Linked DNA regions of Homo sapiens: all the other regions are linked to region 2. Evidence: chromatin loops called from intact Hi-C (ENCODE). Cell type or tissue: heart right ventricle. All regions are shown on one strand.

Region 1 (2,500 bases), 88 kb after region 2:
GCAAAGGGCAAATGAATCTAGTAGTGCAGAAGAGCAGGTCATGTACATCTTGTCATCTTCAGATTCTTCACTGCCTTCTACAGTCACTGACATCTGACTTCCTTCAGAGCCCACAACTTGGCCAGGCACTGAGAAAAAAGTACCCCATTCCACTGTGATATAAAACTTCTGCGCTGTGGGAACCAATTTTTGGTGTGGTTGGCCAGAGCAATTAGGCAAGAGATACAGCTAAAGGGCATCAAAACTGTAAAGGAAGAAGCCAAATTAGCCTTGTTTGCAGACAACATGATTATATACCTACAAAAACATAAAGACTCCACCCAAAAGCTGTTAGAAGTGGTAAACAAATTCAGTGAAGTTGCAGAATACAAAATCGAAATATAAAAATCTGTATGATTTATATATGCCAACAGAGAACCATCTGAAAGATAAATCCAGAAAGCAATCCCATTTACAATACCTACAACGAATACAAAATACCTAGGAATCAATATAACCAAAGAAGTGAAAGATCTATACAAGGAAAACAATAAAACTCTGATGAAAGAAATACAAGAGGACACCAAAAAATGGGAAGGTATTCCATGTTTACGGATTAGAAGGATTAATATTGTTAAAATGACAATACTAGCCAAGCAATTACAGACTCAATGCAATCCCTATCAAAACGCTGATTATCATATTCTTCACAGAAATATAAAAATAAATCCTAAAGTTTAAATGAAACCACAAAAGACCCCAAATAGCCAAATAAATCTTAGCAAAAAAAAAAAAAGGAAGAAAGAAAAAAGCTGGAGGCATCATACTACCTGGCTTTAAAATGTATTACAAAGCTATAGAAACCAAAACAGCATGGTACTGGCATAAAAACAGACACATAGACTAATGGAACAGAATGGAGAACTCAGATCTAAATACACACATTTGCCACCAACTCATCTTCAACAAAGGTGCCAAGAACTTAAAATGGGGAAAGGACAGTCTATTCAATAAATGGTGCTGGGAAAACTGGATAACTATATGATGAAGAATGAAACTAGACCCCTAATATCTCATCATACACAAAAATCAAATCAAATGGATTAAAAACTTTAGTCTAAGACCTGAAACTATGAAAATTGTAGCAGAAAACACTGGGAAAATGCTCCAGGGCACTGGTCTCTCACATAAAGATTTCTTGTGTAAGACCTTAACATAGGCTATCAAAGCAAAAATAGACATCAGAGTATAAATCAAGCTAAAAAGCTTCTGCACAGCAAAGGAAACAATCAACAAAGTAAACAGACAACCCATAGAATAGGAGAAAATATCTGCAAACTATCAGATAAGAGATTAATAACCATAATGTACAAAGAACTCAAATAATCAGATAGCAAAAAAATCTGACTTTAAAATGGGCGAAAGATCTGAACAGACATTTCTCAAAAGAAAACATATAAATGGCCGACAGGTGTATGAAAAAAATGCTCAATATCACTAATCATCACAGAAATGCAAATCAAAACCACAATGCAATATCATCTCACTACAGTTAAAATAGCTTGTATCAAAAACATGGGCAGTAACAGATGCTGGTTAGGATGTGCAGAAAGGGAACACTCATACACTGTTGGTGGGAATGTAAATTACCATAGCCACTTGGAAAAAAAAACAGTATAGAAGTTCCTCAAATAAGTTAATATATGACTATGATATAATCCACCAATGCTACTACTGGGTATATATCCAAAAGAAATAAAATCAGTATGTTGAAAAGATATCTGCACTCCCATGTTTATTGCAGCCCTATTCACAATAGCTAAAATATGGAATTAACCTAAGTGCTTATCAACGGATGAATGGATAAAGAAACTACAGTATATATACACAATGGAATATTATTCAACCATAAAAATTAATGAAATCCTATCATTGCAGCAACATGGATGGAACTGGAGACCATTATGTTAAGTGAGATAAGCCAAGTACAGAAAGGCAAATATCACATGCTCTCACTCATATGCAGAAGCTAAAAAAGTGTTTCTCAGGAAGACAGAAAGTAGATTGGAGGTTACCAGAGGCTGGGAAGGACAGTGGGGAAGGAAGATAAAGGAGGAAAATATATATAAATTTATTTATTACCACTGAACTGTGGTTAAAAATGGTAAAAATGGTGAATTATATATGTACATTTTACCTCAATACAATTTTTTTTTAATTTCTTGGAGTGGTTGCTAACGTACCAAATCCAAATTACTTTCTAATTTTAATAGATACCAATGTGAAAATTATTTTATTTCTAACCAAGTAGAGCTCTTCACTGTAATTGTAATACTTAACATATAATATTTATCATAAAACCCCTTCTCCCATTCTTGGACACACAGCTACAACTTGACATCAGATTCTCTCAAACTGACTATTCCTTCAGAGATCAAACTTTTAGTCTCTGATGAGTATGAAAGTATCTAATTAAGAAGCTATTTTCTTGATTTATTCTGGTCATCTTTAGCTCTTTAAT
Region 2 (2,500 bases):
TAATTTTAAATTTTAAATCTCAAGCACTTCTTTATAATCTGTAGGCAAAGTTACAAAGGAGTACACAGAAAAAACAAAAACCACATCCCGCAAAACACTCAACATTGTTGAACAATTTACAGGGTAAATTCAGAGCACTTCTATGACCCAAATGCAGGAAGCAGGGAGGGTAGAAAATGAACATTTTGTTCTTCTAAGCAGTGGTAATGAAGGTGCAGCCCTGATTTTAATACCTCAAGAAAGCATACAATTGTTATAAAATTATGTTAGCTATTATAAGAAACAGACTTGAGTGATCTAGAATGAGTATATTAATACATTTTATTTCTTTTTATAGTCGAATGCTTAGCCAGAATAAATGCTAATTTATACCTTGTAGACATCACTCTTATTAGTAATGGGTATGGACTTGATTCTTCAAGTAACTAACATAATAATGTACCTTTTGAGATTTGCATGATATATTAGGAGGGGTGCAGCAAACTGAAGACTAATAGGCACAGTATAATCATATTTTTATGATAATAAAAAGCATATAAATACAGGGAGGCAGAGGACAAGGGCAAGGACAGTTTACAAATGCCTAAAAACTGATGAGCAAGAATACCCATAAAATCTGTCAAGAGTGGATGGTAGCCTGGAGGGCCAGGCCATTAATGATTATAAGAAGGGCTACTTTTCTTTCCATATTTTTTAAATTAAGTCCTATTTTTTAAACAGACATTATGAATCATGTTGCATAATTACAGAAAAAGTAAAACTGACTCTCTTCAACTAAAAATAAAGGCATTTCAAATATCAAAATAAAAAGTTTTCCTGGGTTGAAACACATGTCAAATGTCCTGTTGTTTTCCACACATCCAAAGAAATATACATGTGCATATATGTATGAAAGTTTAACTTTTTATTAATGTAAAAAATTTCAAAGGAAAATCTATTCCAGAGAAAAATATTATTTTTCAATCTGTAAGTTCAGGAAACTATGTAAACTGAAAATATGAAAAGAACAATTTAAACTCAACCAAAATGCCATGCCTTGGCTTTCCAAAAGAGGGAGATATAACTTCACTGCCACAAACATATCAATGTGACACATAAATGATCTACTCAAATACAGAACTTATCTAGAAAATAATTTTAAGGAAAAACTCTAAATTATGTGTTTATTTTAGCCTTATGATTTTAATTGCCTAAAAAGCACAGTTAAATCTATGAAAAATATCATGATCTACAATAATAAAATGAAAGCTGTTCCAGCTCCTTTAGAGAGCTCAATTGTAGAATAAAAATGTGACAAAAGACTTATAGTATTTAGATTTTGAAAAATAGGTTTAGAGATGACAGATGTCAGCTACTAAAATTTGTACCTTCTGATTGTTATTTGAAAATTAAAATTTAATATTATTCTGAACTAGAGACAGAATGCTACTCATTTCTTACAATGATTATTAAAATTCTCTTATTTCCTTGAGCAGTGGTTTGTTGCTCTCGTTGAAGAGGTCCTTCACATCCCTTGTTAACTGTATTTCTAGGTATTTTATTCTCTTTGTAGCAATTGTGAATGGGAGTTCATTCATGATTTGGCTCTCTGCTTGTCTATTGCTGGTGTAAAGGAATGCTTGTGATTTTCGCACATTGATTTTGTATCCTGAGACTCCACTGAAGTTGCTTATCAGCTAAAGGAGTTTTGGGGCTGAGATGATGGGGTTTTGTAAATATAGAAACATGTCATCTGCAAACAGAGACAATTTGACTTCCTCTCTTCCTTTTTGAATACCCTTTATTTCTTTCTCTTGCCTGATTGCCCTGGCCAGAAGTTCTAATACTATGTTGAATAGGAGTGGTAAGAGAGGGAATCCTTGTCTTGTATCAGTTTTCAAAGGGAATGCTTCTAGCTTTTGCCCATTCAATATGATATTAGTTGTGGGTTTGTCATAAATAGCTCTTATTATTTCTAGGTATGGTTTATCAATGCTTATTTTATTGAGAGTTTTTAACATGAAGGGATGTTGAATTTTATCAAAAGTCTTTTCTGCATCTACTGAGATCATCATGTGGTTTTTGTCCTTGGTTCTGTTTATGTGATGGATTACATTAGTTGATTTGCATATGTTGAACCAGCCTTGCATCCCGGGGATGAAACTAACTTGATCTTGATGGATAAGCTTTTCTGATGTGCTGCTGGATTCGGTTTGCCCGTATTTTATTGAGGACTTTTGCATTGATGTTCATCAGGGAAATCATTCTACTCTAAAGACACATGGTCATATATGTTTATTGCAACACTATTTACAATGGCAAAGACATGGAACCAACCCTAATGCCCATCAATGATAAACTGGATAAAGAAAATGTGGTACATACACACCACGGAATACTATGCAGCCATAAAAAGAAATGAGATCATATCCTTTGCAGGGACATAGATGAAGCTGGAAGCCATCATTCTCAGCAAACTAACACAGGAACAGAAAACCACACACTGCATGTTCTCACTCAT
Region 3 (2,500 bases), 260 kb after region 2:
TTGTTCAGCTATAACTGGAAAGTGCTGAAATTTCAAGTATAGTTATAACAATCAGTGGTATAGATACAGCAAAATGTATTTTTAGTCAAAAGAATACAAAAGCAATGATAAACATAACCCAAAAATGCTTTAAAAAACAATTGCTATCTATCTACTTTTTTTGTTTGGTTTGCACACAGCTGCTGGTGGGTTTTCATGGGTGAGGAAGTGGGAGGACAGGTGGTATTACTATTATTGGGGCACTGACATGGTTGTCAGTGAGGGATGAGGGAAGAGGGAACCAGGAAATAAGACAGCTCCATAAGATAGGGATAGGGAAACAGAATGATCTGGCAGTGAATGAAAGCTATGGGAGAGAATAAGAAGGAAGAAAAGAAATTGAGAGTCACTGAGTACATACCAATGCCTACACAGTACTTGATGTTTTACAATTGTGACCTCATTTCATAGCAATATCAACTCTTTGAAGTAGGTAGTCCCTCCCCAATTTGTAGATAAGAAAATAAAAACTCAGAGAGATGAGGAAATCCACAGATTTACAAAGCCAAGTGGAAAATTAAGATTAGTTTTGATTCCTATGAGACACCTAAACAGATATGATAAGTAGACAATTAAGTGTATAGTTGGGAAATAGGGGGAGATGAAAAGGATGGAGGTAGAAATTTGGGAGATATCAGAGGAAAGATCATGATTATGTCATGTGTCTTGAGATCATCTAAGGTAGGAATAGAAATAGAGAGGAAACCATGAACTGTAGCTCTCTCAGCCTGGTTCCAAAGATGATTAAGCAATTCCACATAAACTCTAATATTATCTTGACCACTTGAGGATTTTTATTATGAATATGTGGAAGATTTCATTTTTCAATGCATCTACTCCTCCTCCCCTGTCTTTATTTTCCTATTAAAGAGAGAAGTACAGGCGGGGCACAGTGGCTCATGCCTGTAATCCCAGCACTTTGGGAGGCTGAGGCGGGTGGATTACCTGAAGTCAGGAGTTCGAGACCAGCCTGGCCAGTATGGTGAAACCCCGTCTCTACTAAAAATACAAAACATTAGCTGGGCATGGTGGTGGGTTACTGTAATCCCAGCTACTCAGGAGGCTGAGGCAGGATAATCGCTTGAACCCAGGAGGCAGAGGTTGCAGTGAGCCGAGATCATGTACTGCACTCCAGTCTGGGTGATAGAGACAGACCCCGTCTGAAAAAAAAAAAAACAAAAAAACAAAAAAAGACAGAAGTACAAAAAATTCCGTTCTAGCCCAGTCTGTGTCCAGAAGGTGTGAAGGTTCGTGGGGCTGGTGGTGGTGGGCATAGGACTCAGATTTAGTGTCAAAAACTTGTTTTCACTGTAACATATGTAGGAATTAAAATTATAAAGGCAAAATTAAGGGATAAACCAAAAGATGAAGGACAATAAAAGTGACACAAAACAAAGTGTTATGACCAATGCATAAATATGACCAAAGGAAAAAAAAAGACCCACTGGACAAAAATTGATGATAAATGAATAACACACTAGAACAAACATTTTCTAGCATGTTGCATGACTCTTAGTAAGACAAAGACAAATAAGGAGGTAAACCAGCTCTTCTCAGTATATATGAGATCATATTACAACATCTTCTAGCCTGGTCTCTCCACTTGATGAAACAAGTTGGAAAATCATGGAGGAAATAGAGAAAGCAAAAAAACTCTGTATCTTCTAAGGCAAGGATAAACAAATTATCATAATACCATCAGGAATAAGAATAATAAGAACATAATTTATAAGAATTTAATAATATATTTGAAAGGATAAATTAAGGAGGATAGTAAATAATTATTCTCCATATTATCAGGAAAATAGATTTACATTGCTTGAAGTCAGAGTCAGATTTAAAGAAAAAATACTTTCTAGCAGTAGCCATTAGTTGACAAAGTTGTGAGGCACAATTTTGGATAAGCAGGTCCTGAAATGTCCAAAAGTGATTAATTGAATAGAGTTAAATGTGTCTAATTTCCCTTGCCCTTGTCCATGTTCAGGTACCTGCATCCTTAGGCATTTCTCTTTTCCCAGATTCTTTATTTTGTGTCTAGTTTTTGCTCATATTGGCTGCCAATGAATTTTCTCCTAAGAAGTTGACTGCTAGGTTATTAGAGACAGGGATAGTGAATGGAAAGATTACTAGAACAGAAAACAGTGGTTGTGTTTCCAGTCCTGGTTCTTACTAATTTCCTGTGTGTTGGTTTTAACAATTATAAAATAAGGGAGCTTCATGGAATACTATGCAGCCATAAAAAACAGTGAGATCATAGCTTTTGTGGGAACATAGTTGGAGCTGGAGGCCATTATCCTTAGCAAACTAATGCAGAAATAGAAAACCAAATACCACATGTTCTCACTTTTAAGTGGGAGCTAAATGACTTGATTGACAAGTGCTATGTGATGTTAGTGATCCTGGAGAAAGTAAAATGCAGTCAACATTTGGCACAAGGGGTTTCAAGAACGCAATAGCCTAT

The links. Peaks named below come from ENCODE experiments on the same cell type or tissue, not always from the same donor. Only the 100,000 strongest peaks of a DNase experiment are listed, where the experiment ranks them.
Region 1: a loop joins it to region 2, with 2.5 times the contacts of the local background. A loop is called at or near these places in 26 of 110 quality-filtered maps.
Region 3: a loop joins it to region 2, with 2.1 times the contacts of the local background. A loop is called at or near these places in 21 of 110 quality-filtered maps.

What each region holds. Positions count from the first base shown.
Region 1 is chr3:81,753,753-81,756,252 of GRCh38, forward strand. The region is part of intron 1 of GBE1 (1,4-alpha-glucan branching enzyme 1); the gene reads right to left. LOC124909490 (a long non-coding RNA gene) reads right to left here and starts at 72. Exons shown (of 2, transcript XR_007096259.1): 1 at 1-72. In heart right ventricle, no CTCF peak of the experiment used is centred here; no DNase peak of the experiment used is centred here; H3K27ac peaks cover 131 bases.
Region 2 is chr3:81,665,653-81,668,152 of GRCh38, forward strand. The region is part of intron 3 of GBE1 (1,4-alpha-glucan branching enzyme 1); the gene reads right to left. Among named protein-coding and RNA genes, the nearest start is that of GBE1, 95 kb to the right of the region's middle. In heart right ventricle, a CTCF peak has its summit at 1,049; no DNase peak of the experiment used is centred here.
Region 3 is chr3:81,924,011-81,926,510 of GRCh38, forward strand. The region is part of intron 1 of LOC105377179 (a long non-coding RNA gene); the gene reads left to right. Among named protein-coding and RNA genes, the nearest start is that of LINC02008, 61 kb to the right of the region's middle. In heart right ventricle, no CTCF peak of the experiment used is centred here; no DNase peak of the experiment used is centred here.